3 separate regions of the Mus musculus genome follow, and regions 2 and 3 are each linked to region 1. Evidence: chromatin loops called from intact Hi-C (ENCODE). Cell type or tissue: left cerebral cortex. All regions are shown on one strand. Each heading gives the region's core, and the rest is flanking DNA. Links, peaks and the distances in the headings are about the cores only. Region 1 holds the start of Gm32335 (a long non-coding RNA gene). Region 2 holds the start of Cldn25-ps (claudin 25, pseudogene). Region 3 overlaps Gm51673 (a long non-coding RNA gene).

What was found. A loop is a pair of places that touch in the nucleus more often than their neighbours do. Peaks named below come from ENCODE experiments on the same cell type or tissue, not always from the same donor. Only the 100,000 strongest peaks of a DNase experiment are listed, where the experiment ranks them.
Region 2: a loop joins it to region 1, with 3 times the contacts of the local background. A loop is called at or near these places in 3 of 42 quality-filtered maps.
Region 3: a loop joins it to region 1, with 4 times the contacts of the local background. A loop is called at or near these places in 15 of 42 quality-filtered maps.

The regions. Positions count from the first base shown.
Region 1 is chr9:48,888,466-48,899,079 of GRCm38, forward strand. Gm32335 (a long non-coding RNA gene) reads left to right here and starts at 7,765. Exons shown (of 3, transcript XR_379368.2): 1 at 7,765-8,027; 2 at 8,335-10,614. In left cerebral cortex, for the core only: a CTCF peak has its summit at 5,837 (motif pointing left); DNase peaks (open chromatin) are centred at 5,827, 7,550 and 7,932.
Region 2 is chr9:49,039,100-49,049,713 of GRCm38, forward strand. Usp28 (ubiquitin specific peptidase 28) reads left to right here. Exons shown (of 25, transcript NM_001359739.1): 24 at 1-78; 25 at 2,275-3,418. The coding sequence ends at 2,450. Cldn25-ps (claudin 25, pseudogene) reads right to left here and starts at 9,243. Exons shown (of 1, transcript NM_001384265.1): 1 at 8,458-9,243. The coding sequence starts at 9,195. The coding sequence ends at 8,503. In left cerebral cortex, for the core only: a CTCF peak has its summit at 5,030 (motif pointing left); a DNase peak (open chromatin) is centred at 4,493.
Region 3 is chr9:48,967,471-48,978,084 of GRCm38, forward strand. Gm51673 (a long non-coding RNA gene) reads right to left here. Exons shown (of 3, transcript XR_003948157.1): 3 at 7,048-8,734. Among named protein-coding and RNA genes, the nearest start is that of Htr3b, 7.8 kb to the left of the region's middle. In left cerebral cortex, for the core only: CTCF peaks have their summits at 5,270 (motif pointing left) and 6,355; a DNase peak (open chromatin) is centred at 5,260.

The DNA of each region.
Region 1 (10,614 bases), core at 2,540-10,539:
TCATACATAACCAGGTGCACAAGAACACACATGCAAAGAAAAAGATACACTTCCGTGTTAGCTACTTTCCTGTTACTGTGCTAAAACACTGTGACCAAAAGCAGCATATGAAAGAAGTTGATTCGGGCTTCCAGATTCAGAGGGAGAGTTCAATGGTGAGAACTGCATGGTAAGAGGCGACAAGAACAGGAAACTAACAAATTGTATCATCAACAGCAAACATGGAGCAGAGAGAGAGAACTGGATTTGGGAGCAGACTGTATCCCCAGTGACCTACTTCCTTTAGCATGGATGCACCTTGTCATAGCCTCCCTAAACAGTGCCTCCAACTGGTAACCAAGCGTTCAAATACCCAAGTCTGTGGGGGACATTCTCATTCAAGCTACCACAACTCCCAAAGAAGGAAGTTAGTTGGAGCCAAGAATTCAGCAACTGTACAAGGGATCCGAGCTTTGAGGTTCATTTGCGTAGTGCAGGATTTTCTGCCCATGCTCTATCCATTACACGCAGTGCTACATATAACTTCACATATCACGTACCTATTAGCATATTCAGTGCCACACAGGGATGTGTTTAAGTATGGTAAGGAGCCCAGGTGACATTCACACACTATAGAGTGCCTCCATGCCTGTGGCCATCGGATTTATCTTTAGCACTTGGGATGTACCCTTGTATACACACACACACACACACACACACACACACACACACACACACACATGCCCGCTGGCACTCGGGTGAGTACATAGAACTCAGGTTATCAGCCTTGTAGAGCAAGGATCCCTGCTAAGCCATCTGATGGGGTTTTTTTCATATGCAGATTTTGTAAGGCTTTGTGTCAGGATTTCCAGGGAAGTGCACCTTCTGCCCTGCGGTGGACAGCCTGTCTGAGCCAACACAGCCACCTGTAAAGCTGGAGCATTAGATGCCAGGACAGTGACGCAGAGCCTGAGTCCCAGCATAGCACACACCTCAGCAGATCTTCACGTCTTACCATTTCTGACATCCAGGACCAGAGGTCCGGTGGGAGGGGGCTACTTGTCTCTTCCTGGATACAGGGTGATTTTTGTTCCACTCTTAATCTGGGAAGCCCCAAGGATCTGTTAGGAGGCTCAGAAAAACAAATTTATTTTCTGGGGAGCTTACAGATTCCTTGTGTGCAAAGGTAGTAAGAATATTGTTGTAAGAATAGTTTTAAGAACAATACAAACAATGTCTCACTATGTAACTCTGGTTGTCCTAGGACTCACTATATAGACAGACTGGCCTTAACTTGTAGGAATCTGCCTGCCTCTGCCCCCCAAGTGCGGATGTTGAAGGCGTGTGCCATCATGTCCCACATAGTAAGACAACAGTTTATTGAAGGTGTTCTTGTCGCTCAACCCTTCTGGGTCAACTATCAGCTCCCCAGCGAGATTCTCTCAGCTGGCAGTGCCCACTTCAAACCACACCTATCATACCCCAATCCACCTTGGAGATCACCTCTCAGAGAAGATAGAGGAGGCTTGCCCGTTCTGTGAATGGTCGCCCCCAAGCAGCTCAACAGGGACTGTTCTAGAGTCAGTCCCTCCTTCCTAAGGTCTAGGAGTTGCCAGTCTCCTATGAGTTCTGCTGAGTCATTTGACCTATGACCTCCTCCAACCCCACCCCACCCCACACACACATAGGAAAGCCTTCTAACTCCTCAGGCTATGTCAGGAGGAAAGACATGACCATTCATTGGGCAAAGCAGGACATTCCTTTCCCCAGCCACCAGCCTGACTTCTTTTGACTAGGGGAGGAGAGACAGGTGGAGAACCCAAAGACTCTCTTGCCTCTGGGGCTATAGCTGATAAAAGGGCTGAAGAGAGCCCAAGGCAGCAGGTGTACTTCACTTGCCCCAGATGACCCCACTTAATGGCTTGCTGCATGCACAGTGACTTTTTTCCAGGACAGGAAAGCACTGGCTTTATGGTCATCATAAGAAAAGAGCTCCAAGCTGGGTGGTGGTAGTGCATGCCTTTAATCCCAGCACTCAGGAGGCAGAAGCAGGCAGATTTCTGAGTTCGAGGCCAGCATGGTCTACAAAGTGAGTTCTAGGACATCCAGGGCTACACAGAGAAACCCTGTCTGGAAAACCGAAAGAAAGAAAGAAAGAAAGAAAGAGAGAGAGAGAGAGAGAGAGGGAGGGAGGGAGGGAGGGAGGGAGGGAGGGAGGGAGGGAAAGAAAGAAAGAGAGAGAGACAAAGAAAGAAAGAGAAAAAGAGAGACAAAGAAAGAAAGAAAGAAAGAAAGAAAGAAAGAAAGAAAGAAAGAAAGAAAGAGAGAAAGAAAGAAAAGAGCTCCAGTAGGAACCACCCCACCACTTCCTTTGTTAACTGAACAATTATTGAGCCACCATCCTGTGCTAGGCAGAGTGCTCTGCTCTGCAGACCTCTCTGGGTAAACAGTGTCACCCATGCAGTGTGAGCTCACGATTTGGGCAGATACAGACCCCGCTATAGCACAGTGCAGTGACTCCTGGGAGAATTGTAAGCCTGGTGGCTGGTGGGTTTGAAGTTCATCACCGAGAGTAGGTCTTAGGAGCAAAGGAAGGGGCATGAACACATCAATCAAGAGGAAAGGGTGGGGGACACATGGAGCCTGAACCCCTATGGAAATATCAGGAGGGAAAGGCACCATTCCATTCCCTGGTTCTGGGCTGGGTGATCTTGTTGAAGCCACCGTACCATCTCTTGCACCCACTGTTCTGGACAGAGAAGCTGGACTAGGTGGTTCCTGGTATCTCAGAGGCCTGCAGGGCCCTCAGTTCTAAGCCCCATTCTGGAATGTCTAGCTCTGGAAGCCCTGGCACCATCTTAAAGCTCCACTCAAGAGGATGGGCTGTCCTGGGGTTGGGAGGAAATGGGAAAAATGGGCCTGGTCCTGTTGCTTGCCATGGTTGTATCCTGGCCTCCTGTCTGCTTTCTTGGCCCCTTCTTTGAGGTTCTAGAGCTGAATTGTATTTATAAAGTGAACATATCGCACATGTTGCCTGATACAAAGCATGATTTCTCTTTCAGTATTAACTCAGTGTGTCTAGGATGCCCCACTTCACAACTTTCCTGGGTTAGAGACAGCTAGATTTACAAAAAAAGCAAGAATAGCCAATGAATGAAATTTAATCATCTGCTAAACCCTCACAGCAGACTAGTAAGGTAGGTGCTTTGTTATGTTGATTTTCACAGACTGGAAGATGGAGGCACATGGGAGATTGGCCAAGATCTCAGGGTAGGAATTATGCCCCTGGTTAGGGTGTCTGCTCCTGACCTCTAAGGCCTGTGAGTGTGACGCGCACTGTGAGGCAGAAGGACATTCCTGAGCAGAGACTTCTCAAGATAAGCAGATTCTAGGTGATCAGTGTGAGCCGTGGTGGTTTGTGTGAGAGAGGCCGGGAAGACGTCACAGTCTGTAAAGTGTTTGCAAGTATAAGGACCTGAGTTCAGATCCTGGCACTCACAAAATGCTGGTGGGGGCAGGGGGATGTACCTGTAATCCTAAGGCTGGAGGAAGGCAGAGACAGGGTGGGGAGTGGGGGGAGGGGGGGACAATCCTTGGGCCCTGCTGGCCAGTAGCCTAGCCAAATCAGTGAGATCCAAGTGCAAGGAGAGCCTAAGGAAGATACCCATTGTTGATCCTTGGCCTCTGCATACACACACGTGTGTGGCACACACACACACACACACACACACAGACACACACACACACACACACAGACACACACACACACACACAGACACACACACACACAGACACACATACACACACACACACACACACACAGACACACACAGACACACACACAGACACACACACACACACACACACACACAAAGGGAAAACCTAGACAGTGTGTTGGGGCTAGAAAGGGGGCTCAATAGTTAAAGCACTTTCATCTATACCCGACTGTAGGATGGTAAAAGGCAGCCTGGTTCCTGGTTGAGCTAAGGCTAGAAACCCCAGTGACCCTAAAGAGATGGTAGACATTTCTCCTGATTCCCGCCACCAGGCTGCTGTCACTGGCCACAGTCCTTCATAGATCTGTGGCTTTCAGTCACCTAAAAGCAATGCTCCAAGCCCCTCCACAGGTAGAGGACATGACCTGTGGTCGCATAGCCCCAAGACAGATCTCTATTTTAATGAGACCCAGAGGCTTAGCCAAGAAGCTTTCCTTCCCAGACACTCCTCCCTGCAAACGGTATTTAACCTCAGCCCCAATCTGAGAAGTGGGGTATGGTTTTACTCATCCACTTTCCAACATGACAATAAATATCTTAAAACCATGGACTGCCTCTTTTCATCAGGATCTGTTGTGGGGAGCCATGGAGAAGGCCTTTGCCTATAGAGCTGCTGTCTAATCTCCTGTAGAAGGCATCTCTGTGCCCCCAAGCCACGGCCACCAAGCTCAAGTCCACCACCACCAAGCCAAGGACTTTCTCCCTGTAGGACCAGCTGGAGCCCCCCTCTTTTCCTCCTCAGCCCCTGGCTAGATCCAAGCCATGGGCCCCCACTCCATTCTCAGCTCTTCTACAGGTCCCAACGACACCTGGGTGTCCAAGAGCCTGAGAACCAGCCAGCCATCTCTGGCTGTCCCCAGGACCTCAGACTGGGCTCCACTCCCAGAAAAGTGTCTCCGACTTCCCTACAGCCCAACACCCACTCTGCGACTTTGTGGAGTAAACCCTGTCAACTTCCTGAGCCTCCTTAAGTGGCTGTACCCTGTGGTAGAGCAGAAGTAGAACCCATTAACCCTACACGGGAGGACCTGAATTGAGGGACCTTAAGGGCATTTTTCAGTCCCAACCCTCACTCAGGGTATGTTAGGTTAAAGTTCTCCTCCAGACATTTTAACTGATAATCAAAAGGATGTCAGGCTAGATACAGACATGGGTGATCAATGGCTATTAATGGGCACTAAAGATAGTCATGGTAATTTTAGCTCCGGATCTGCAACATGCCAAATCTCCACACTCATGGATGTTCTAATCAGTCAATTAATATTCAAAACCATCACCACAGATGTGGCTTCTGGGGGGTGGGGGGAGAGAACTGCAGTTCACAAGGACTGACCACAAGGCAAGTGCATTAGGCCAAGGTGGAGTGGGAACGGGGTGGGGGCAGGATTAGTGAGCATGGGGAGAGGGGGGCAGCATTGTAGCCATGGTGTGGACATTGTATATGTTGTCCTGATACCTAAAGGAGTAGATCCCTGAAAGTCCTGCTCAGACAGCCATGTGTTCCTGTCCTTCCTGAGCCAAGCCTGGGGTAAATCAGTGTCCCCCAGGCACTTACCCTGCCTGTCCACCTGTCTGATCTGTTCCTAGTACTTGTGTCCAGTAGTCCTCTTTGGCCCTTCTTTCCCCAGGATGGTGAAGAGTGGTTCCAAGTTTACATAGCATGGGTTGAGGTTGGGCAGAAGAGAGAAACAAAGTCCTCTGAGGACTTGTGTTGAGAGAGCTTTGGGCGAGAGTGTTCCACACCACATCTTCATCACACGTGCAGAAAGGGGGAGAGCTAGAGGAGTCAACTTTGTGCAGGAGAGGGTGAGCATGTGATCCCGCCAGAGCACAGGCACAGCCTCAGAGCCTAGGGCTCAGTGTGGGCACAGCTGTGTGGTGGAGCTGCATTTGCCTCCATACCTGGAGCTCAGGAGGGCTGTCCTTATTGCTGGCCCAAACGACAGGGCTGTCCTTGAAGGAAAGGGGCTGCAGACACCACTGATGAGGCATAGGAAGGCTTATTTGGAAGGCACAGCAGGAAAGGGGCAATAAGAGGCTTTGTGCCTGACTTGCCATAAAACTTCTGGGCTTTGCTGCCACCTGGTGGACAGAATCTAGAAGTCAGGTTGTAAATGTCTTGGCCACACATTGGCGTCTTGTTTTATGTTTCTTTAGTGGGGGGAGTTTTTCTAGCTGGGAGAAGTGAGTTCCAGAGTTCCTGTAGTCCCAAGTGTCATGCTCACAAAGCTCTTTCTTCTGTGGATCTGGTGCTCCTACAGAGGGACACAGGGGGTTAGGGCTGCGTGGGAGACCTGGCCAGGCTCAGACTGTGATCCTAGAATGCCCACAGCTCTCACACTGGCAGAGCAGAAAACCGGAGGCTCAAGTTTTATAGAAGAATTCTGTTAAGAAGCTGGGGGAGGCAGAGGCAGGCGGATTTCTGAGTTCGAGACCAGCCTGGTCTACAAAGTGAGTTCCAGGACAGCCAGGGCTACACAGAGAAACCCTGTCTCGAAAAAACCAAAACCAAAAAGAAGAAGGAGGAGGAGGAGGAGGAGGAGGAAAGGGAGGAGGAGGAGGAGGAGGAGAAGGAGAAGAAGAAGGAGGAGGAGGAGGAGGAGAAGGAGGAGAAGAAGAAGAAGCAGCAGCAGCTGGGGTGGAGGGGATGGGGTGAGTGTGAGAGATAAGGGTGGGGCAGAAAGGACACCGGTGTCTGGATACAGCATGGCACAGGCAGGCTCTTTAGCTCGTGGCTTTAAGATCAGTGCCTAGCTCTTTGATTCAGCCTGCCCTTAACAGGGGTAAGCAAAACAAAGGTCCCCAGCCACCACTTACTAGGATCAATCCTGAATGGTTCCCTGAGCTGACCAAGAAGGGCCAGCACGGCGCTAGATGTCTCTACGAGAGCCTTGTAGATTCTCTGAACATTTCTTCACTGGGATATCGGGACCCCTAATACCTAAGATGTAGGAACTATGTGGGCCCCACTTTACAGATGAGTAGGTGGATACACAAGGAGACCCAGGGTAGGAACAGATTTTATACTTGGAGTCTGACACTCCACAACAGTAAACATGTTTCAGAAAGCAGTAGGATGCCCATGTATAGCTCTGGACTCCCTCCTCCTCAAAGCTCCAATAGTGAACTGAAGCAGATCAGTCCTCCCTAGCAGCCCCCTTCCAAGCTACAGAGCTGGAGGTCTCCTTTTGAAAGTCTTCTAGGACATACAAGGTTGTTTCTTCTTTCCAGACTCCTGATTTAGTAATCATTGTTAGCATTGGCCTTGCCAGGAAGTTCTTTCTCCAGTCTAACTTCCAGAGAGAAGGGGGGGGGGAAGGGGGGCAGAGACAGAGAAAGAGTCAGAGAGAGGAGATTGAAGAGCCAGGCTTCTATTTTAAGATGGGGTATTCTTATTCTCTAACCATGACACTCAGGGCTAGCCATCACAAGCTTCGGTGGAATAGTTTAAATTATAGAGGACAATGTTAGAAAAATGAAAAGACGAAAAAGAAAAAAAAAAAACCAATCTAACTCCCAGCTGATACCTAGTTGGTAGTTGTGTGCATGCCTTGGTGGGGTATCCTCAACCCCTCAAAGGGCACCCCATGTGGCTAGAGAAAACCAAGGAGTTGGTGTTAGGCCAAGACAGTTGTGTGGGGTGGGTTGGACCAGTCTGACTTTATCCTCCCTGCCTCCAGTGCAGTCAGAAGAGCTGCCCCTTCTTGCCCAGCATCCCCCCTCCCCCAAACATGCAGAGGGAGGCTGAGGGAGTGATTAGCATGGGGCATTGTCCCCAGATAATGGGCCCCAGCTGCCTCCTGAAAGAAGAGACAAAGCGCCTGGCGGCTCCACGCGCATTATCCCCTCGTTAAATCTCTGTTATTAGATTAGATTCAGAATGTATTGATTCGGAGGCTGGGGGGAGGAGGAGGGGGAGGGAGGAGAATCTGGCTGGCGAACACTGGGCTGTACTTTCCCCCCTCCATCAACCAGGAAAGTTTTTCCTCTTAGCTAGGCTGGGAGAGCTCACTGTCTCCAACACTGGCTGCTAAGCTCAGCTTCCCTGTGCGAGCTCTCCCGAAAGCTGCCAGGTGTCCACTCTGGGGCATGCCTTTAAGGCCATCGAGCGCAGGTGGCCAACATCGGGAGCAAAAGCGGCTTCGCTCCTGGCAACCAGGGGCAATCTCTTAACAGCATCAGCTGCAGACTTGCGGAGCACCGAGGCTCACGGGGCTGCAGCGCATGCTCACTTATCTCTGGTGGAGGTTTGAGGAGGCTGATGAAAGCAGGGTAGGTGGGGATAGACTGAGGAGCACTTGGGAGGTAAGATGGGTCGGGGCATGGAGACCCCCCAGTCTATCTCTTTGTATGGGACAGAATCAGATGCAGTGGGGCCATGTAGACTAAAGCAGGCAAGTAGAAGCTGGAGTGCGCTACAAGGCCTCAATGCCTCACAGCCAACCGGAAGCAGGACGGACAGGCTGGTTCTGTCTTCCTTCTTCTCTCTTCTTTACCTAGAGCCCGGGGCTGACTTCTGTGCATCTGAATGATCATTTCTCAAGGAGTTTCTGACTAACTTTTCTTATTCCTACTTCAGGCTATCCTCTACCCAGATAAGGACAACTCCAGGGTAGAAACCATTGTCTCTTGACCACCTTGACCCCTCAAGGCAAAGACTTCTGGAGACCACCTCTAGACCAAGACTGATTAATTATTCATACCAAGAGGTATGAACCACTTGCCACAATCTTCCTTGACTTAATCTAAAAGCTCATGTGTGTAACCCAAACATGAACTTAGGGTCATTGTACCCTTTTATCTGATTTATCCCAATATGGCTACATCGGATAACTCTCTCTCTGTACCATTCAACTTTACCACCCTCTGGCAACAGGATCTCACTGTAGCAGCGAAGGCTGACCTGGATCTCATTTTGTATGCCAGGCTGACCTTCAACTAACAGTGATCCTTATGCCTCAGCCTCACAAGTGTTGAGAAAAAGGTGTAAACCACCATTCCTGGCTTTACTTGTCTCTTTAATTGGCATACTGGGGACTGGAGGCCCAGCCTAGCCTGTTTGGACTGCCTCAGCCTAAGCTTTGGTTATGAAAGGCGGGGATGGAGCAAGTGCCTGGAGGTATCCCCAGACAGAGACACCTCTAGTCCAAGGGTAGCATTCATAAGTAGAAGATGCTGCACTCCAGTACTGGGCCTCAGTTTCCCATCCCTGGGAAGCACGGCCCATATGCCAGATCAATGCTCCTATCGGATGTGGCCGTTGGACCAGAATATGTTACATGTGGCAGCTCATTCCTGAGGTGGTTAATTGGCCGCCTCAGTGCTGGGCTCTGTCGCCCCATTGATTGGGAATGAAGGGTGAGAAGAGGGAGATGGGGAATCGATAGGCTGATGAGTGTCTTACTAGCTTTCTGTTTGAACACTTTGTCAATAGCCACCCACTTAATGGCCAGTGGTGCATTGGCTGTCCATCTTTCTATCCTTGTGGCCTGGGACATGAGACCCTTCGGATAGTGTGTGCCTATGCCCGGCAATCCTAGTAGGTGGGGCAGCTTTTGGCTCTAAAACTAGGCTCCAGGTGAGGAAGTGCAAGGCCTATTCTGAGCAAGGGGGACTGTCCCCACTGTTTGCCCAGTCTTGCTCAGCCAAAGGCAACTCCACACCCTGTACTCTATGGTTTGCTAAAAGACCCTGATCCCCCCACCCCCAACCCCCACACACAGGCAAATGTGAAATTCTGAAGTCATCTCAAAAGTTCATGTGTTTGGAGTAGAGGTGGCCATGAGATTTCAATCTCAATTCACTTTAGGAGCTAGCAGCTAGTTAGTATCTAGAAGCTCTTTCTGTACAGTGGAGATCCTGGGACAAGAGGCAACTAAGAAAAGATAAGCCCAGGGAACCCTTTCTTTAGTCCTAGAGTCTTTCAAATGTGACAAACCCAAAGCCCCAGAGCTTTGCCCTCTGCCCAGCCTCCCATATGGTTTTATGAACTGAAACTGCAAAGTTTAGGGTGTGAGAATGTATCATTCTGAGTGTTTGAACTGTCTCTCTGTTGGCTGCCCTGCAATAGTTTAGGAGGTAATGGAATTGTTTGGTTTCTTCTGAGACATTTCTGGTGGGTAGGTGCTGTCCCTTTAGCCTGGTTTGTTGTCTAGTCCCCCTCTGCAAAGGCATCATCCTTTACTCTGAGTGACAAACAACTCAAGACAGGGAGAGGAATAAGATAAGGACAAGATAAAGTGTCAGATGAAACCTCTTCTGTACACTCTTGAGACTAAGAGGTAATGTTCTTTCTCTGGATGCCTGTTAGGTGGGTGGTGTAGTTAGGGACCTTCCTTAGCATGTCTTAAAAGGCCTGACAGCTAGGACCGGTGATCAGGACAGGTTATACGCAAGGGTATTAACCCAGCTCTGCTTTCCTCCTGCTTTTTGGTTAGGAGCATCATGTGCTGGCTAGTAAACGTTCTCAGAGACATCAATCAAAGCTTTGCATTCTCAGAGTCTCCCAGGCACAGAAAACGGTGGGTGCTAGCCGTGGTGCTGAAGCATATCTCCCTTTTAGAGAAAGCTTGTTCCCAGCTTCCTCTAAAGACCAGAATAGTTAGCTGGGCGTGGTGGCATACACCTTTAACCCCAGCACTCGGGAGGCAGAGGCAGGCGGATTTCTGAGTTCAAGGCCAGCCTGGTCTACAAAGTGAGTTCCAGGACAGCCAGGGCTATACAGAGAAACCCTGTCTCGAAAAACATAGTTGGCCTACATAGATCCTTTCAACATTTCCCCAGTGGGTCGCAGATAGCCCTCCTCTCTCTTCTCATCTGATAAATACACAGTCTTGACCTCCAAACTGCGATTCACCTC
Region 2 (10,614 bases), core at 947-8,946, 150 kb after region 1:
ACATCTCCAAGGACGACCTCGATGCCATCGAGGTCATGAGGAACCACTGGTGCTCTTACCTGGGGAAGGATATTGCAGGTGTGTGTTATTAGCACTGCGTAGTTTCTGTGCTTTTGTGTATCTGAAGCCTCACAGTGCTCTCGCTCGTTTTGTTTGTTTGTTTGTTTATTTTGTTTTGTTTTTTCGAGACAGGGTTTCTCTATGTAGCCCTAGCTGTCCTGGAACTCACTGTGTAGACCAGGCTGGCCTCGAACTCAGAAATATATTGCAACTTCAAACCTCAAGAAAGTTTAAAGAGCCATCAGATAATCATACTCTACATAAATAAACTATAAAACCCCATAATTTAGTAGATGGGAAAACAATGAAAAACTAACACTCCTGCAGAGCACCGACTGTAGCTAGGGAGCAGGGTACCCTGGGTTTAGTTCCAAGTAGTCACAGCTCCTGGGAGTAGCTGGCTGACCCTGGAGTGGCTTCAGCTGCTGACTGAGGTAAGGAGGCAGAGAGAAGTAGAGCCCAAATTTCATGCTGTATCCATGGGATGTTAGGGGGTTTCAATCCCCCTAACAACCAGTGATGCTAAAGAGCGAGAGCAAAAAAAAAAAAAAAGCAAAAAAAGCCAGGCGTGGTGGCACACGCCTTTAATCCCAGCACTCGGGAGGCAGAGGCAGGTGGATTTCTGAGTTCAAGGCAGCCTGGTCTACAAAGTGAGTTCCAGGACAGCCAGGCCTATACAGAGAAACCCTGTTTCGAAAAAAAAAAAAAAAAAACAAACAAACAAACAAAAAAAAAGAAGAAGAAAGAAAGAAAGACAGACAATAGCACCATTTTGTGTGTGTGTGTGTGTGTGTGTGTGTGGTACAGAGCATCATATCCAATTTCTTAAGATTTAAGAGGATAGTTTGTTAAGAATAGCCATGATAACGAAACAGCTTTGCTACTTGGTAAACACACCTTTGCTCGTAGCTGGCCCGAAGCTTACTATGTAGACCAAACTGGCCTAGAATTCAAGAGATCCCTGTATCTCTGCCTCCTGAGTGCTAGGATTAAAGGTGTGCTCTAGCACACCAAGCTAGTTAAAAGTGTTGCTTGTGTTTACTGGTGTTGGGTGTATAGAGGGTTCATGTGTGTCACTCAGAGGGCAGCTCTGTGTACTTAGTCCTTTCTTCCCATCTTTCCCTGGGCTCGGTCTGCTGAACACTGGTCAGCTTGTGCAGCAGACGTCTTACTCTCGGAGCCAGCTCCTTATTCTCAGCCAAGAGGCTTGATACACCCCAGGTTCACACATAGCAAAATGGATATAGATTTTAAAAAATTATAGAGAAATTTTCTGTTTATAAATAACAAATTTGCATGATTGTGAGATGGGTTGTTTATCTTTTCATAAAAGCTTAAATCTTCGATAAATATCTGATACTTCGGAATTTAGAACATCTGAAAAACAGGGTTTTTCAGACTTGATTGATATTTTAATTCTATGAATATCAATGATGAGCATACCATGTCACATAAATACATAATTTTAATGCTAGAGATACATTGAGGGCCATTTCAGAAATGATTGAAATTCTGAGCTAATCACAAGCCAAGGCTCACTTAATGCCCTTTTATAAAATAATGAAACAAAAATCAGCAACCCAAATAGCAGTTTTTAAAAACCAAACCCCTTATTACAATTCACTCCACAGGTACACTGCTTTGATGCTCATGTGCATCAGATAATGGTGAGAAAGTGTTTGAAAGGCTTTTCTAGCCAGGCGGTAGTGGCGCACGCCTTTAATCCCAGCACTTGGGAGGCAGAGGCAGGCGGATTTCTGAGGTAGAGGCCAACCTGGTCTACAGAGTGAGTTCCAGGACAGCCAGGGCTACACAGAGAACCCCCCCCCCCAAAAAAAATCTTTTCTGTAGTTAGTAATGTTTCTATAAGAAAGGAAAACTTGGCACTGTTTGACAGTGACTTCATGTATATTGTGTGTTTTGAACCAAGACTGCAATGGTGTCATGGTTAGATGTTTGGTTTTGAGTGAGTGAGTACCCTTTACTGCTGCCATGACAAACTCTTTCCCCAACATACACAGACATGGACATAGACTGAGTTATGCAGCCCTATGTGGGCTTCTTGCCTAGTGTGGGAGGGTGAGTTGCAAAGGCATCTTCCTCTTAGCTGCAGCAGGATGCCTGCTGTTGAGTTGAATGTTGGCCCCTGAAGGCCCTCCCGGATGCTATAGCCTTGTTTAGCTGTGTGTATGACAGTTCATTTTCCCTCTACAGAGAATCTGCAGCTGTGCTTAGGAGAGTTCCTACCCAGGCTTCTAGATCCTTCTGCAGAAATCATCGTCCTAAAGGAGCCTCCAACTATTCGACCGAATTCTCCCTATGATCTTTGCAACCGGTTTGCAGCTGTCATGGAGTCCATTCAAGGAGTTTCAACAGTAACCGTGAAATAAGCCGCTCATGGACAGTCAAGACTCAGTCTGGTCTCCGGTCCCCTGCCTGTTATGTGGCAGTCTGTTGTGACAGATTTCCCTGGACAGAGGGATTGGGTGTCTGAGCGAGATTCAGACCCTCCCCCCTCTCGTGATGTGTGTTTAAGGGATTAAGGATAAAGTTGCACATTTTAGGTACAGAACCACAAGAGCTATTTCACTGAAGAAGGCAGGAGCCAGTGCATTAAGGTTTTGAATTATCCTAGAAGACCTGAACTGCCTTTGTAAATCTCCCATAACACTTGGGTTTGTCTAAACCTCGTGCCACTTTTAAATTACCCTTCAGGCACCAGTCTTTGACAGCAAAAGGGTGACTCATCAGAACTGAGCCAGGGGAGCAGTTTCTAGTTATTTTGTCAAGTTCAGGTGACATTTAAAAGTCCTCAGCTACCAGAGATTGGTAGTAGGGGTCTTGCCTGGCTCTTGCCAGTGATGAAAAGAGGTGCTGGTGAGCCCTTCCTTCCACATAAGGCTGCGCCATGAAGCCGCCAAGGGAAAGCTGCATCCCCCTTTGGTCTGTTTATACTTTAGATAAACCAGAAAACCTCACATTCAGTCTTGAGTGAAAGAAAAGAAAGCATCCTGGGCTTCCAGCCCTGTGCTGGTGTGACAGATGCCACACAAGGAACACTTAATAGTTAATAATCATCAGAAGCAGGTGTCTAAGGCTACCCGGCCTAAGAGAATTTTGATCCTTTCTCTCCCTTTTTTTTTTTTAAAGAAAATAAGGGATGTGAATTTGTATAAAAAATAACATCTATCTGTGTATATGTAGAAAGAAGCTGCTTTTTAAAGAACTTCTAATTGGAAACTCATGTTTTAACCAAATTTTAAGGATTAATGGAGCAATCATGGGAGGGAAGAACACAATACAACTATGCAGGTTTTATAAATGTGCAATAAAAGTATTTGTTTTACCTTTGGTATGTAGCATGACCCTTTTTGAAATACATGTTTTCTATTTTGGAAATCAGTGGACTTCATCGAATTTATATTTTAGCCTTTCTATTTAAAAGGGTCACGGGAGAAAACAAAAGATGAGCAACTTTCTCTCTCTTCCCCCTGACTTGTTTTCCAAAGGTTTGTTTTTACTTATGTATGTGTATGTAATGTATGCAAGTGCCCAAAGAGGACAGAAGACGAGGCCCCAGAGCTGCTGGAGTCTTGAGCCACCTATTGTGTGCTAGGAACCAAACTCCACTTAGCACAGCAGTTCTTAGCCTGTGAGTTAATGCCTTTGGGTGGTCAAGAGACTCACCTAAGACCACCATCAGAAAACACATATTTACATTATGATTTATAACAGTAACAAAATTAGAGTTATGAACCTAACCACTCAGCCCTGTCTTTGCTCTGTCTGTATTAGTCAGGGTTCTCTAGAGTCACAGAACTTATGGGTTGTCTCTATATAGTAAGGGAATTTGTTATGATGACTTACAGTCTGCAATCCAACTCCCAACAGTGGTCAGCAGCAGCTGTGAATGGAAGTCCAAGGATCTAGCAGAAGCAGCTTTATCCCTTGAGTTCCATGGCAGCCAGGGCCACACGGAAACCCTGTCTCAACAAAATCCAACCAACCAACCCAACACCTATTAATTAAAACTAAAAGGAGACTTGGTGATTTGGCTTCGTGTTGAGGCATTTGCCTGGCAGGCTCATGGTCCTGTGTTCAAGCCCCAGCACTTCAAATCATTAGCAGGGTGGGGGGAAGTTACCCTACGAATCTCTAGAAAAGTAGCTACATGAAAGACATTGATGCAATTAGAAAGAGCTCCACATGAGACACCCCCTTTCAGACTTTCAAGTCTTTACTGTCTTTTTGGCTAGAGTGGATGTAGATGTTCTAAAAGCTCAGCTTTCCGGGTCCTGAGGCCACCCTGGCTCTGCAGTTGCTAAAAGTGCTTACTTCATATGCACAGGACAGCCGTGAGTTCCATCCCCAGCAGCATAAATCTGGCATGTCTGATGCCTGAAATCTCAACACTGGAGGTGGAGCCAGGAGGCTGGTAAGCTCCGTGCCATGCTCAGCTATGTAGAGAGTTCCAAAGCAGCGCTCTAGACAGGAAGCACGGATCCTCATCTTTTTTTTTTTTTTTTTTTAATTTGGGGGGACTATCCTACTGGGGATTGACTAGGGACTCAGCAATGTCAGAGATACATCCCTAAGCCAAAAAATGTTTCCAATTAGATCAACTTTGAAGCCTGTGAGAGGGCTGGAGAGATGGCTCAGAGGTTAAGAGCACTGACTGTTCTTCTGAAGGTCCTGAGTTCAATTCCCAGTGACTACATGGTGGCTCACACCCATCTGTAATGAGATCTGACGACCTCTTCTGGTGTGTCTGAAGACAGCTACAGTGTACTTACATATAATAAATAAATAAATTAATTAATTTTTAAAAAAGCCTGTGAGAAAAGTCCTTCTTAAAGACTGTAAGTTGGGGCCTGGAGAGATGGAGTTCAATTCTCAGCAATGACATGGTGGCTCACAGCCATCTGTAATGGGATCTGATGCCCTCTTCTGGAGTGTCTGAAGACAGCTACAGTGTACTCACATAATATAGAAAAATCTAAAGGAAAAAAATTAATGTAAAGATGTAAGTAGTTCTGTTTTCAACCCTCACTTGGTCTTCAAAACAACAGGTGAGTAAAAATTGGCGATTTAGGTGAATGGTGTCTCAGTGGATGCCAGCCTTTCACTACATGTCAAGTAGCAGCCCGGTACCAGCCATGCCCCGTGTCCTGCACTAGGAGAGTTGGGAAGACAGGGTGCTCTCCTAACAGTGCTCTAGCTTGTGCCCATTTCTCTACAGAGAAAGCAATAGGAAACCAGTGCCATCAACATCTGTGAACATGGGATTGAGATGAGGGGATAAAGAGCCCCCAGCAGGCACAGGTGAGCCAGGTGCCTGCAAAAACCCTGATGAGGCTAACCTGCGCAGAGGAGGATTTTCTGAGTCTGTGTGGTGAAGCAGAAGATGAGGTTCAGGAGAGCACCCGTAAGGTCAGAGCTTCACTTAGCTACTTATTGCCACAGGTGTGGGCTGCTTCAGCTCCCCCTCGCTATCAAAGGGAGCAGTCAGATGTACTCTGCTCTGAAAACCCTTTCAAGATCTTACATAAATCTCTCGAACTAAGCCCCGGGCAAGATGCTGCTTCAGTCGGAGGGCTTGAGTTCTCTGTCCTGTAGGATGCTGAGAAAGGCAACAGCATCTTTACGAAGGCCCTGAAGGTGCTGCAAGGTCTAATTCCATCCTACATCATCAGCCTTGTCCTCCTCTTCTTCGTCAGGAACTCCATCCACCCTTACCTTTGCAACAGCAGCCATTTATTTCTTCGAGGTGCCCAGCTGTGACTCTGAGGACTTCACTTACTTTGTATCATCTTGAATTGTGTGGTGGTGCGTTGATTGGAGTGGTTTTGCTTATGTCTGTGTTCTTGGTCTGAATGAGGACCGTGGGTACAATGTGTCTTGGTTTTCCCTTAGTTCCCAGCACAACATGTGCTTATGCTTCCCAGCATTCCCCGTGCTTATGAATATTTGTTAAATGGGCGAATAAACAACTGGATGGGTGAGTGATGGCCCCATGAAGCAGGCACTCTGTATACAGACTGGGAATCCTTGGTTATTTGAGCCTCGCTTTTTATTGACACTTGGCCCACCGAGCCTATTGAAAAAGTCTGGTTAGCTGGAAAAACAAAACAAAAACCTAGTCATCAGAAATAGTCGTATGATTGTCCAGAGAAGAACAAAATAAGCTTTGGTGCACACAAAATAATCAGAGGATTATTTTCACCCTGATATTTGGCTACGTATGTTTGTGTTTGTTCACAGATGAGTGCACATTAAAGAAAGGAGCTTTTCCAGAGAAACTCAACTCCCAGTGACCCAGCTTTCAATAGGAAGGGGAAAGTTGTTGAGAAGTTGTACTTGTAGTCTATTTCCTTGGCCAGGAGTGTTCTCTCTTTTCCTTCAAAGACAAAGTCTCTGTAGCCCCGACTAGCCTTGAACTGAGACTCACCTGCCTCTCCTGGAGTATTGGTTCAAAGTATGTATGCACCACTACACGTAATTCTTTTTTAAACATTTTTTCTTAATTTCATTACTATTGTGCATTATGGTGTTGGAGGAGTGCTACATTCATACAGTGCACAAGCACAGGCTAGAGGACAGTTTTGTGGAGTCAGTTCTCTATTACTGTTGTCTGGGTTCTGGGGTTCAAACTCAGGTCATCAATTTGGTGGCAAGTGTCTTGAGTCACTGAACATCTTGTTAGCCTGGGAAAAAGGCTTTTTACAAAAGGATGCTGGTTTGGGCTGCTTTGGCAACTGTGTTTATTCTACAGCGTTGGAGATCAAATCCAAGATCTTACATGCTAGGTAGATGCTCCAACCACTGAACCTCCCCAACCCTAAATAATAAAATAACAGTAAAGTTCCTCTCTCCCTACTCCACCTCCTCTGTGTTTCTGTCTCTGTCTGTCTGTCCGCCTTACTCCCCTCCTCTTTCTGTTTGACAAGGTTTTATGTGGCCTGGGCTGGCCTTGATCTTCTTGCCCCTACCTCCCAAGTACTAGGATCACAAGCATGTCCCACCACACCTGCTATTATGTAGTGTTGGAAATGGAATCCAGGACTTTGTACATGATAAGCAAGAGTGCTGAAATCCTCCGTAATAAAACATTTATAATAGGCTTTTTTTTTTTCATGTGGTAACAGACATTTTTGTGGAGCTGAGAATTCTTTGCACACACAAGCCTACCTTGGATGGTTAACAGGCACAACTGTTCTTGAGTAACCAGCTTGTCCCAGGGTAGTTAATTTGCTAGTTTTAGTAGTCAAAGTACAGAGTCCTGGACAAATCAAAAAGGTTGGGACCTTACTATTCACAGAGACCATTACCTTCAGTAAGAAACATAGGACCATTCACAGCCTCATGATGCAGCAGAAACAAATCAGTGCCCTTCTAGAACACTGGGGACCTAACAACAGCAGAGACTTGTGGTTCAAATCTCACACCTGAAGAGTCCATGCTAGAGCCTATTGTGGACCAATAACTAATTTTCCTTTGCCAACACATCAACATTTCTAGCTAGGCATACAATGCCTCTTCACACCAGATTATTTCTGGTGACTCCAATTTCTTTCTTTTTTTTTTGGTTTTTCGAGACAGGATTTCTCTGTGTAGCCCTGGCTGTCCTAGAACTCACTCTGTAGACCAGGCTGGCCTCGAAATCAGAAATCTGACTGCCTCGGCCTCTCAAGTGCTGGGATTAAAGACGTGTGCCATCACTGCCCGGTGACTCCAACTTCTTAAAACGTCTTCCTTGCCGGGCAGTGGTGGCGGCGAACACCTTTAATCCTAGAACTTGGGAGGCAGAGACAGGCGGATTTCTGAGTTCTGGTCTATAGAGTGAGTTCCAGGACAGCCAGGGCTATACAGAGAAACCCTGTCTCGGAAAAAAAACAAAAACAAAAACAAAAACCAAAAACAAACAAACAAACAAAACCCAAAAACTTCTTTAATAATAAAGTGATTAAGTATTTAAATAATACTGAGGGGTTATTATTATTATTTCAACAAAGTAACCTAGGCTGGCTTTGAATTTAGGGCAGTTCTCTTGGCTCAGCTTCCTGAATTATTGGCATTACAAGTGAGAGCCATGATCTCCTCCTCCCCACCCCCAAAGCTTGAGACAGGATCTCACCATATAGGCAAGGTTGGCTTTAAACTCTCAGTTCTATCAGCTTCTGTGTGTTGAAATTGTAAGCATGAAGCATAACCTTCAACTGGAAGGATTTCTATGTAAATAAAATTTCAAATGAGATAAACATGTTTGTAAGACACTGTCCTGACTTTTAATTCTCAACTGAAGTTCGCAGATCACCAAGATAATCAAACCTTTGCCAAATATGATAGTGGCCACTCCTTTCCAACAGAACTAGGAAGGGCAAGGAAGAGAAAGGAGACTACTGGCATTCCTTTATTATAGAGAGTCCTAGGCAGACTGTAGCTCTAGATGACCTGGTTCACCGGTCTTGGTGTGAGATGGAAGGAACCATCAAATTCTTCCTCTACTGGAGCACAGGCTTGTGGGGCCGTGGCATCAGCCATCCAGGAAGAAGATCCATCTTCATTTTCCAGGCAAGCTGAAAAGATGAGGAGGAGTCCACCCACAGCTAGGAAAAGCCCAGCAGCCCAGCCCAGGAACAAGGCGTCTCCAAACTCCCACCGGGGCACAATCTCAGGGATGCTGTCATCCCAGAAGTCTTGAAATGTGGCATAGGCCACCCAGGAGACTGGAAAGAGGGTAGTAGCTGAAGCTGATGCTTCCAGAGTCCCTCCCAGGAGGCACAGCCGAGTCTTGAAAACTCCTCCAGGCCTGTGAAACCGGAAGCATTCCAACCCGCAGCTAGACAGCAGAAGTCCCAATAGTCCCAGCCCATGGGAAGCCACCATGAGAATTCGGGCTACCTGTAGCTCTTGGGGCAGAGACAAAAACGACTCGAAGGCTTTGCATACAGTGCCAGCTTCCTCCTGATTCACGCATGCCTCCCAGAGTCCCGAGACCCAGGTTTCCATTTCATTCAGATCCAGAGTGAGAGTCTTCCACTGGGGAAGAACGGTGGTGACACAGGAGCACACCCAGCCAAGGACAGAGAGGAGCAGACCTCCAAGCTGGACTCTCCCACGGAAGCTACAGGCCATGGTTGTGCCCTCTGGAGGAGGGGATAATGAGCTCAGGGACTGGTCAGCTGGGGTGACTTTCTGGGAAGTTAGAGTGGATGGAAGTTGCAGAAAACGGTGGTGTTAATTTTCAATGCAACAGCTGAGACAGGTGTTAGGAATTTGGCAGTGTTTGGGCCTAGGGGTGTGGCCAAGATCAGATGTGAGGATGGATTCTGAAGGAGGGTCCCATGAGCCAGTCCGATAGCTAGAGATTAAGCTGTCACTGTGCTTGATAAATACTTTCATAAAGTCAAAAAAATCACTCCTTGACTCTGGGGTTACAAAATTGGTATTCTGGAAATACACCTTGGCACGATCTTTCCCAAGGACACTTTCATACTTTTAAATATATGGGGCAAGTGAAAACGCTCGGTGGATAAAGGTGCTTGCAGCCAAGTGAGACAACCTGAGTTCAAGACCAAGGTCTCACGTTGTAGAAGGAGAGAACTGACTTGTATACATGTGCTCATGCATCTGAATAAATGCGACTAAATATTTAAAATATGTATAGACTTTGACACAGAACGTATCTATAGGGATTTTATCTATGTTCTAGGTAACTATATCGAAAGATTTATTTTAAACATCCATTGAAGCTTGTTAATAATTATACATCTTGGTTAGTAGAAGTGATGTTAAGACCAGAGAGACGACTCAGCAATTAAGAGCACCGGCTCCTCTCCCAGAGGGCCTGGATTCAATTTCCAGCACCTGCATAGGGGCAACCAACCATCTCCAGCTCAAAGTTCCAGGGGACCCCAACATTCATTCCTCTGGCCTCTGTAGGCACCAGGCATACACATGGTGCACAGACACACACATACGCAGAAGAACTTTAAGTGATGTAGGGGCTTGGGAACTTAGCTAGGTAGAAGGCTTTGGAGTACAGGCCTTTGGCTGCATCCCTAGGACCACATAAAAGGGTGTGGTTGCATCACCTCTAATCTTAGCACTCAGGAGGCAGAGACCTGAGGTTTAGAAGGTCAAGGTCATTCTCAGCTACATAGTGCAAGTTCACTACATTAAACCCTCACTTTTTTTTAAAAAAGAGGTGACTTTTGTAGAAGGAAAAAACTTCTGAAAGACTTATGTGTGTGTTTTGCCTAATGCATGTATACACCCAAGTAGGCAGTAGGTCATTGAGTCCCCTGGAACTTAATTTATGGGTGGTTGGAGTTGCCATGTGGGTGCTGTAAATCAAACCTGGGTCCTGTGCAGGAACAAGTGTTCCTCGATGCTGAGCCAGCTCTTTAGCCTGCAGAAGATATTTTCATAAAGTGGGGGTGGGGTGGGTGGTGGTGGTGGGGAAGGAGCTGCTCTGTCACATAGCAGACAGGAAGCAGAGTGGAACCTGAAGTCCTTCACTGAGAAAGCAGGAGATCACGTGATGCAGAGCAT
Region 3 (10,614 bases), core at 1,759-9,758, 78 kb after region 1:
AGCCAACTCTCTGTGCTTCCCAAATCAGTATATTTAAGACGCAAAGCTGGAGTCAAGAGGGGCTAAACATTCATGGTGGGTGTGTGTGTACGAGAGAGAGAGAGAGAGAGAGAGAGAGTGTGTGTGTGTCAGAGAGAGAGAGAGAGAGGGAGAGAGAGAGAAAGAGAAAGAGAAAGAGAAAGAGAAAGAGAAAGAGAAAGAGAAAGAGAAAGAGAAAGAGAAAGAGAGAGAGAGAGCCTCCTACTTCAGCCTCTGCTGAGGCTCTAGGCCTGTACTACTGTATTCTTCTCGGGATCCTCAAGAAATAACACTGGGGCAAAGTAAACCAAAATGTCAAGTGAGGTTGAGTCTGCCATTCTCTAACAGCAACTCAGGCCTGGCTCACCACCATTAAGAGAGTCTAGAAGAATATCCGTTCAGAAGGCCCTCTCCACAGCCGCCAAACCCCTGTACCATGCTTCTCCACTTCCAAGCAGTATGTGGCACCTTTTAGATGGACCAACATCTTCTGGAAGAAGCAGGGGGAGAGGGCTTATTATGCAAACATAATAAGGAAGTGTTTATTATGCAAACGGCGACTGAGTTATGTGTCCTTTAAGACTACTAAATAGTTTTTAATTACTGCTATATCAGTAAATCCCATAAATATGCAAATGCAATTAGTTCACAAAATAGGCCTTAAATATCTTTATTCCTCTCCAACAAAGTTCTTTGAAGTTAATCGCTAACTCTCTTTGTTCAGTCCCTTGGCAGTTGTGCTGAAATTGACAGGAATTTTGACAGATGTACATATTCAAGGAGAACCAAGGTTTCTGAGCACATCTGGTCAGGATGGATGGAGGAGGAGAGACCAATGCTCTTGCCAAATCAGTGTCCACTGAGTCCGCCCCACCCCACCGCACCACACCCCAGCAATCTCTTTCCTGTGTTGTTGCTTTTTCTTTGGCTTTTGGAGATAGTGTCTTACCTATAGGCATTGACCTCACAGTGATCTCCTGCCTCAGCATCCCTGAGATTATAGGCATGTGCTGTCTTCCCACTTGTGGTTCATTGACTTATTAATTTTATTTTGACAGCTTAAGCTGGCCTGAGGATGGCCTTGAACTCCTGATTCTCTTGACTCTGTTTCCTGAGTTACAGGTGTGCTCCACTACACCCGGTGCTGGTGACTGAACTCCGCTGATTTGTGTGTTAGGCAAGCCCTTGACCAACTGAGTTATATGCCGCTCCCCACCCCATATGTAATTTTTATTACTCCATGAAATAAATATCAACCTAACTACTGAGACAGCGTGTCAAATCCAAGCTCACACTCGGTTTGATTTTCCTCTAGATTGGAACTTGAGTTTAATAATACATATTTTCTGGTTATTAATTAATCAGTTCATTAACATAATAGTCATGATGGTTTGTGCCTGTAGTCACAGCTCTTGATATACCAATGCAAGAGATTACAGTGGTTCAAGGCCAGCCTATGCTACAATGACCCTAGACATACATACCCATAGGTCAAACCAATATAGGCAACCCTTCATTGAATCTCCCTTTCCAAGTGATTCTAGGTTGTATTTAGTTGACAATTAAAGCTAACCTTCACACAGTGGATATTTAATAGGTGGTCTTGTTTATCTCCGTAGTTCCAGCCCAGAGCTAAAGAATGATCAGTAAATGTCCAGAGGGGTTGGAGGAGAGAAAAGTGAGCAAATGAACAGAAAGGAATTGTAGCTTATTCAAGAAAGGGCATACTAAGAGGGGCCCAGCTCTCTCAGAACCACATCCAAGGTGCTATCTTTTTGCCACTATTTCATAAAGCACAAGGAGAAGGATGGCTTGGATTTGAGCCAGGCTGCTGCTATTTGTTGGGCTCAGTAAGCAAGCAACACTTAAGGAAGTAGAGAGGCATAGGCCCAGGCACAGATGGATCCTGCCTCTCTTGGTTTCCCGGAAATTGCCTACAGTCCAGGGTCTTACACATCCTTAGGAGTAAGATGGATTCTAAGACACAGAAGGAGCTGAGCCAAGTGTGGTAAAATCATTAATCCCACCCATTTGGAAAGGTGAGGCAGGACTGTCATGAATTTGAGTTCAGACTGGACTATGTAGTTGAGTTCACAACATACCAGAGCTACATAGAAAGATCATGTTTTAAAAGGGGATAGCATGGAGGTTGGGGGTTCAAAGATGACTTGGTCAGCAAAGTGCTTGCCAGGTGAAATGGTTTGAATAAAAATGGCTCCCGTAGGCTTGTATAGTTGAATGCTTAGTCATCAGGGAGTGGCACTATTTGAAAAGGATTAGGAGGTGTGGCCTTATTGGAAAAAGTAAGTCACTGGGGGTGATTTTGAGGTTTCAAAAGCCCTTACCAAGCTCTCTCCTCTCCTCTCCTCTCCTCTCCTCTCCTCTCCTCTCCTCTCCTCTCCTCTCCTCTCCTCTCCTCTCCTCTCCTCTCCTCTCCCCTCCCCTCCCCTCCCCTCCCCTCCCCTCCCCTCCCCTCCCGTCCTCTCCTCTCCCTCCCTCCCTCCTTCCCTCCCTCCCTCTTCAGATCAGGATTTAGTTCTCAATTACTACTCCAGTGCTTGCCTGCATGCTGCCATGTTCCCCACCATAATGATAATGGACCAAACTTCCCAAATTATAAGCAAGTCCCCAGTTAAATGTTCTTTCTTATAATAGCTGTGATGGTCATAGTGTTTCTTCACGGCAGTAGAACAGTGACTAAGGCACCAGGCAAGCATGAAGACTTGAGCTCAATCATCAGGACCCATGTAAAAAGCCAAGCAGGTGGTGCTCGCTGGGAATGCCAGCGCTGAAGAAGCAGAGAGGATGCCTGACCAGATGCTTGACAAACCAGTGAACTCTAGGTGTTTCCAAACGTGAGGACAGTGATAGAGGACGATCTCCAACATTGACTCATCCCCCAACTGGCCTCCCTCACCCTCTTTCAAGGTTCTTCTTTGAGTGTTGTTGTTGTTGTTGTTGTTGTTGTTGTTGTGTGACAAGGTTTCACTTTGTGGCCCAGGTCCAGGCTGGCCTGGAACCCGCTATGGAACCCGTAGTTGTTTTGGTTAGTTTGATGTCAACTTGACACAGTTAGAGTCAACGGAGAGGAGGAGGGAGCCTTAATTGAAAAAATGCCTCCATAAAATTGGACTGTAGGGAAACCCGGAGAGCATTGTCTTAGTTACCAATTGATGGAGAGGGCCCAGCCCCTTATGGGTGGTGCCATCCTTGGGCTGGTGGTCCTGGGTTCTGTAAGAAAAGCAGGCTGACCAAAGCCATGCAGAACAAGACAGTAAGTGGCACCCTCCCATGGCTTCTGCATCACCTCTTGGTTCCCGGTTCCTGCTCAGTTTGAGTTCCTATTCTGATTTCCTTTGATGAACTGTGATATGGAAGTGTAAACCAAATAACCCTTTCCTCCCCAAGTTGCTTTTGCTCATGGTGTTTCATCACAGCAATAGTTCTAAGACTGTAGTCCAGGCTCTCTTCAAACTCATGGCAAGCCTCCTGCATGAGCTGCACAGACAGGTGTGAGGGTCACAGGACCAAGCCTTGACACCGATTTTTTTTTCTGCAAATGACTCTCTTATTTTTTTATTTTTTTAATTAGGTATTTTCTTCATTTACATTTCAAATGCTATCTCAAAAGTCCCCCATACATCCCCCCACTCTCCTACCCACCCGCTCCCACTTCTTGGCCCTGGCGTTCCCCTGTACTGAGGCATATAAAGTTTGCAAGACCAAGGGGCCTCTCTTCCCAATGATGGCCGCTAGGCCATCTTCTGCTACATATGCAGCTAGAGACACAAGCTCTGGGGGTACTGGTTAGTTCATATTGTTGTTCCACCTATAGGGTTGCAGACCTCTTTAGCTCCTTGGGTACTTTCTCTAGCTCCTCCATTGGGGGCCCTGTGATCCATCCAATAGCTGACTGTGAGCATCCACTTCTGTGTTTGCTAGGCTCTGGCATAGTCTCACAAGAGACAGCTATATCTGGGTCCTTTCAGCAAAATCTTGCTGGCATATGCAATGGTGTCTGCATTTGGAGGTTGATTATGGGATGGATCCCTGGATATGGCAGTCTCTAGATGGTCCATCCTTTCGTCTCAGCTCCAAACTTTGTCTCTGTAACTCCTTCCGACACTGAATTTAGAGGCTGTTCTATTTACTTATCGATTCCTCCTCTCACTGCGTGAGGAACTGTGCAGGTGCAGAACATCAGAGGAGGAACAATAAGAAAGCACCAGGGACCTGAGTGGAGGTTGAAGGTGAGAAACTTTCAGAACGCATGAGGTAAATAAAAAAAGCCTGAAAGATGGATGGGCTCCATGAGAAGCTGGAAGAAGATAGGAGGAAACCAGACAAGGCAGAGTAAAGTGGCCTCTGTAGCCAAACAGGGTGGCACACACCTGTAATCTTAGCCTTTGGGAGACAAATGCAGATGGATCATTGAAAGTCTGAGGCCAGCTCTATAAAGCAAGTTCAAAACCAGCCTGGGCCACACAAAGAATATAAGGCAAGACCCTATCTTGGGTAGAACGGTGGGCAGGAGGCTCAGATATAGCTCAGTTGGTAGAGTTCATATAAGCCAAAGGTCCGAAGGGCAGTGGTGGCACAGGCCTTTAATCCCAGCACTTGGGAGGCAGAGGAAGAAGGGTTGAGAACCGAAAGCCATGTACAGCTACATAGAGAGCTGGGGGCCAGTGCCGTCTATCTGAGACCTTGGGGGTTTGGTATTTATTTATTTACTTTGTTTATTTGCTTTTTGTTTGTTTGTTTTTGCTGTTCTGTTTTGAGACAGTTCCCTTTGTTCTGAGTCCAGGTAGGACTCACAGCAGGGCTGTAAGATGAGAGCATGGTGCCTTCCAAGGGGTCACAAGCACATCGTAAAAAATGTGGGCTGGTAATTACAGACTCACATGAATAGATTTACAAGTTCATGACACAGAGTGCTAACAGGACTTAAAATAGGAAACCGAAATATTGTATAAGTCTGTATAAGCGCTGTGATTATAATGCTGTCTCCGAATGGCCTGGAGCAATTATTCCAAAAGGCACAACAGCTGTATTTGCCCCCACATTGCCATTGCTGAAATTGACACTGTCATTGCTTCAGGAGGAAGGCTTGGCACTAATGATAGGGGGCTGACTATGGCTGGAGTGTGACAGACCTCTAGTTAGGGCCCTTAAAGACTGAGGAAAGGAGTCAAAAAAAAAGCTTTCAGGAAGCCAGTCTGAGGCAATGGATGTAGTCAGAGTGACACCTAGTGGTGGCCCTTCAGCTCGCGTTTGCAAATTCTGTGCAGTGACAAAACTACACTCAACCTATTCTGAATTCTTGGTTTATTATCTATCTATCTATCTATCTATCTATCTATCTATCTATCTATCTATCTATCTATCTATCTATCTGCTTATCTTGTTTTTTGAGGAAAAGTCTCACTGTGCATCCCTGTGTGACCTTGTACTTGGGGTGACTCTCCTGCCTCTGGCTCCCAAGTGTAAGAACACACTCCTCTTTAGATTATGCTTGTTTTGGTTTTTGTTGTCCAAGCTGGTCTTAATAATGGAGGATGACTCTGAGCTCCACATCCTCCTCCGCACACCTTCTCAGACAGGGATTATGGGGAATCCATACCTAGCATTAAACAAATTGCTGAGTTTATTACATTTACATATTTATTTGTTGTGTATGTGTACATGTGTTTGAGCACGTGTCATAATGTTCATGTGATGGTCAGGACAAGCTGCTGGGACTGGCTCTGTTCCTTCACCATGTAGATTCAAGGGATCAGACCCAGGTTGCCGGGCTCCTTGGTAAGTGCCTATAGCTGATGAGACATCTCACCAACCCTAGACTTCATTATATGCTCTGTTTTCAGACTATTTGAGCGTCATGTATTCTTCAGTTTGTGTCACTCTTACTTTGCTCTTAATTTGCTTCCAGGAGGGACTGGAGAGATGGCTCAGAGGTTAAGAGCACCTACTGTTCTTCCAGAGGTCCTGAGTTCAATTCCCAGCAACCACATGGTGGCTCACACCATCTGTAATGGGATCTGATGCCCTCTTCTGGTGTGTCTGAAGAGAGCAACAGTATACTCACTTAAAATAAATAAATCTTAAAAAAAAAAAAAAAGCCCGGCTGTGGTGGTGCATGCCTTTAATCCAGGCACTTGGGAGGCAGAGGCAGGCAGATTTCTGAGTTCCAGGCCAGCCTGGTCTACAAAGTGAGTTCCAGGACAGCCAGGGCTATACAGAGAAACCCTGTCTCGAAAAAAACAACCAACCAACCAAACAAACAAACAAATATACTAGCCCAAGTTAGGTTTTTGGGCTTGAGAAATGGCTCAGTGGTTAAGAGCACCAACTGTTCTTCCAGAGGTCCTGAGTTCAAATCCCAGCAACCACATGGTGGCTCACAACCATTTGTAATGGGATCTGATGCCCTCTTCTGGTGTGTCTGAAGAGTGACAGTGTGCTTACATTCATTAAATAAATAAATAAATAAATAAATAAATAAATAAATTTTTTCTTAAAAAAAAGTAGAATTCCCAATAGTAGAAATAAATAAGATCTCACCCCTGAAAAGTTTTTAAACAGAACTGAGCATATAAGTCTGTAATCCCATCATCCTGGATTCTGGGACAGAAGGATTGCCAAGAGTTTGAGGCCAGTATAGGCTACACAGCAATACTGTCTCAAAACAAACAAAAAACAATATGATTTAAAACCATATTGAATTCTGGCATATGTTATGAGAAGTCAAATTCTATAAGGTCTTAGAAACTTCCTGCCACCAGGCCTGGCTACAAATAATTTATTTCATTCACATAATTTTAGGCTTAGATTTATTCCAAACCTACTTTAATAAAGGTTCTCAAATGCTTCAACACCCTGCTCCCCTTCTAGCCCACCATCCAAAGGTAGGGGAGAAAAGATGGTAGATAGGACAAGGGGATGTGGACCTATTTAGAAGTAGTTCTTTGGGGTGTGTCTTAGTTAGGGTTTTACTGCTATGAACAGACACCATGACCAAGGCAAGTCTTATAAAAAACAACATTTAATTGGGGCTGGCTTACAGATTCAGAGGTTCAGTCCATTACCATCAAGGTGGGAGCATGGCAGCATCCAGGCAGGCATGGCACAGACAGAGTTGAGAGTTCTATATCTTCATCCAAAAGCTGCTAGTGGAAGACTGACTTCCAGGCAAGTGGGGTGAGAGTCTTAAGCCCACACCCACAGTAACACACCTATTCCAACCAGGTCAAACCTATTCCATCAAGGACACACCTCCAGATAGTGCCACTCCCTGGTCCAAGAATATACAAACCATCACAGGGTGATTCCAATCTCCGTTTGTCAGGATACCAGCAGTCCAGTTCAGTAGTATCAGGTTGCTGCAGTCCAGTTCAAAAGTACCACCAAACACAAATCAGCAAGGATGGCAAGATGCAGCAGAAACCACTAGGCCTCTGTCAAATCAGCATGAGTCAGCGGGAGTGACCAGGGCCAACCACAACGCCAGGGGTTCTCTGCTGTGTCTCTCTCAAAGAAGATCAGCAAAGGCTTGAGACCAATAAGGAATTGCATAGCTAGCTATGCAAGCACCCCATCACTGTACGTTGAGTCCTATTTATTCTCTCTCTAAACATCACATGTCCTCTCATAGGTCTTGCCTCAGCAAAACATCACATGAATCTACATCACATGAATCTACATCACATGATACAACCAGGAATTTTCACTTCATACAATAGAGATCAGGAAATGAAATGGAGGGATTTCATCCTGGGCCTACAGGGGAGTCTGACCAAGAAAGCTGCACTAGGGGGCCTGGCATGCACACGGCCACACACCCCACTGGTGCAAGGGATCTGCATGGTCTAGGATCACAAAAGGAGAGGACTCCTAGAGGTTTCCCAGATTTCTCCTGGGCAAAGCTTTATTGGTCCAAAAGAAAAGTCTGGCAAAAATCTGAGCTGTAGGCCTTAGCAGTAAAAGCCCAGAAGTCCAGTGGAAACATAGAAACACTACCAGGGATGGAGAAAAGATCTGCAGAGACCATGAAAGGTGCACCATTGCAGAGTACAGCACGACACACGGGGAGGTACAGAGTTTGAGTCTTCAAGAGACAAATACACATGTAGTGAGGATGAACTTCGTGATCCTCCTGTCTCTGCTCTGAAGTGCTGGGGTTACTGGAATGACATCGTGCCTGTTTTTTTGTGATGCTGGAGGTGGAACCTGGACTTTATGCATGCCAGGTGTCTTAGGGTTTTATTGCTGTGAAGAAACACTATGGTCCCAGCAACTCTTATAAAAAAACCTTCACTTGGGGATGGCTTACAGTTTCAGAGGTTTAGTCCATTATGATCATAGAGAACCTGTAGGCTGACATGGTGCTGGAGGAGCCGAGAGTTTACATCTTGATCTGAAGGCAGCCAGGAAGAGACTGTCTTCTGCAGGCAGCCAGGAGGAGACTGGAACTCCATACTGTCTCCAAGGACCCTAAGAACTAGCTTTTTTAGGAGCCCAGTCATGCAGAAATGCAATTAGCTATTTTTAAATGAACATTACTCCTACTAGAGGGCACTCTTCTCTCCCCCGACAGCTTTGATGATTTGTCTGTAAATTTTACCAGAGGCACAGGTTCCTGACCTGACCACATTCTTCTTATTGTGGGTCACTGTTTCAGAGTTACAGCGTGTCGAGGCTGAGAAGGTGCAGTGAGAATCTAAAACAGAAGCAGACATACCCAAAGAAGATTTTCATAAGCATTAAAACAGAAATCAATCATTGAATGGGAATTCATTCTGTCCGTGTACAAGTGAGACTGCTTCTTTGAGCATGTTTGTTTACAGATGTGGCCACACATGACAGTCACCATGGAGTTTCAAACACATCCCATATCCCATGACTTCAGAAGTAACAGGGGTAAACCATTGTGTGTGTGTGTGTGTGTGTGTGTGAATGCACACACGTAGGTGCAAGTGTGTTTGTGAGTATGTGACAGAGGTCAACATCAGGTCACTGTGACTTTTTCCTCTTTATATTTTTTTATCCTTTTTTCTTTTTGTTAGTCAGGGTCTTTCAACACTGACTGGGCTCACTGACTGGGCTAAGCTGGCTGCCAGAGAGTCTCTCAGTGATCTTTCTGCCTCAGGCTCTCAAGTGTCCAGGCATGTGTCACACACCCAACTAATTTCTTCCTCCTCTCCTTCTCCTCCTTTCCCTCTTCTCCTTCTCTTGAGCTTCATGTATCTCAGGTTGGCCTCACATCCAATATCTGGCAAGTGACGACCCTGAACTCAGGGTATACACCCTGAGTCATACTTTGCTCTTAAAGGATGTTGTTAGGAAAGCTGACATCACAGCACTGACCAGTAACATCTGTATCTGGGAGACTGGCTAAGGCAGGGGGATTGCTTTGAAAGTGAGGTCAGCCTGGGCCACATAGCAATATTTTGTCCTAAAAATCAAAACCAAAAAGGACTTCTAGAACCCCTCAGCAACCAGAGCTATGTCCCTCGTTCTGGTGATGAGAGTGTTGATCACCTTGTCCTGTAGACCTGGGGATAGGGACATCACCTAGAAAACCGAATGACACACAACTTCAGCTCTGTCCAGCACTTCAACCCGGAGGCCAGTGTGGAAGTTGCTTGCTCATACTACCCAGGTGTTCCGGTCTTTCGTCATGTACTGAAGGTTGGCTCAGTGACAAGACTGTTTACCCCAAATGCATCACTGGGTAAAAGTCCTTGCTGAACAAGCCTGACTAGCTGAGTTTTGGGTCCTGGAACCAATCCATGGTGAAAGGAGAGAATCAACTTCTAAAAGTTGTTTTCTTTTCTTTTCTCTTTTCTTTAGATTTATTCATTATTATACATAAGTACACTGTAGCTGTCTTCAGACACACCAGAAGAGGGTGTCAGATCTCATTATGGGTGGTTGTGAGCCACCATGTGGTTGCTGGGATTTGAACTCAGGACCTTTGGAAGAGCAGTCAGTGCTCTTAACTGCTGAGCCATCTCACCAGCCCCTGAAGGTTGTTTTCTAACCTCCATGTATATGCCTGCATACAAACACACATAGACACACACACACTAATAATAATAATAATAATAAAAATAATCTTGTTGGTTTTTTTAAAGGATATATGTTGTCTTAGTCAGGGTTTCTATTCCTGCACAAACATCATGACCAAGAAACAAGTTGGGGAGGAAAGGGTTTATTCGGCTTACACCTCCATACTGCTGTTCATCACCAAGGAAGCCAGGACTGGAACTCAAGCAGGTCAGGAAGCAGGAGCTGATGCAGAGGCCATGGAGGGATGTTCTTTACTGGATTGCCTCACCTGGCTTGCTCAGCCTGCTTTCTTATAGAACCAAGACTACCAGCCCTGAGATGGTCCCACCCACAAGGGGCCTTTCCCCCTTGATCACTAATTGAGAAAATGCCTTACAGTTGGATCTCATGGAGGCATTTCCTCAACTGAAGCTCCTTTCTCTGTGATAACTCCAGCTGTGTCAAGTTGACACAAAACTAGCCAGTACATATGTCTTGGCTAAATAATACTTTTTCCAAGGTCATATTCTCTCCTAAGGTGGCTTACTT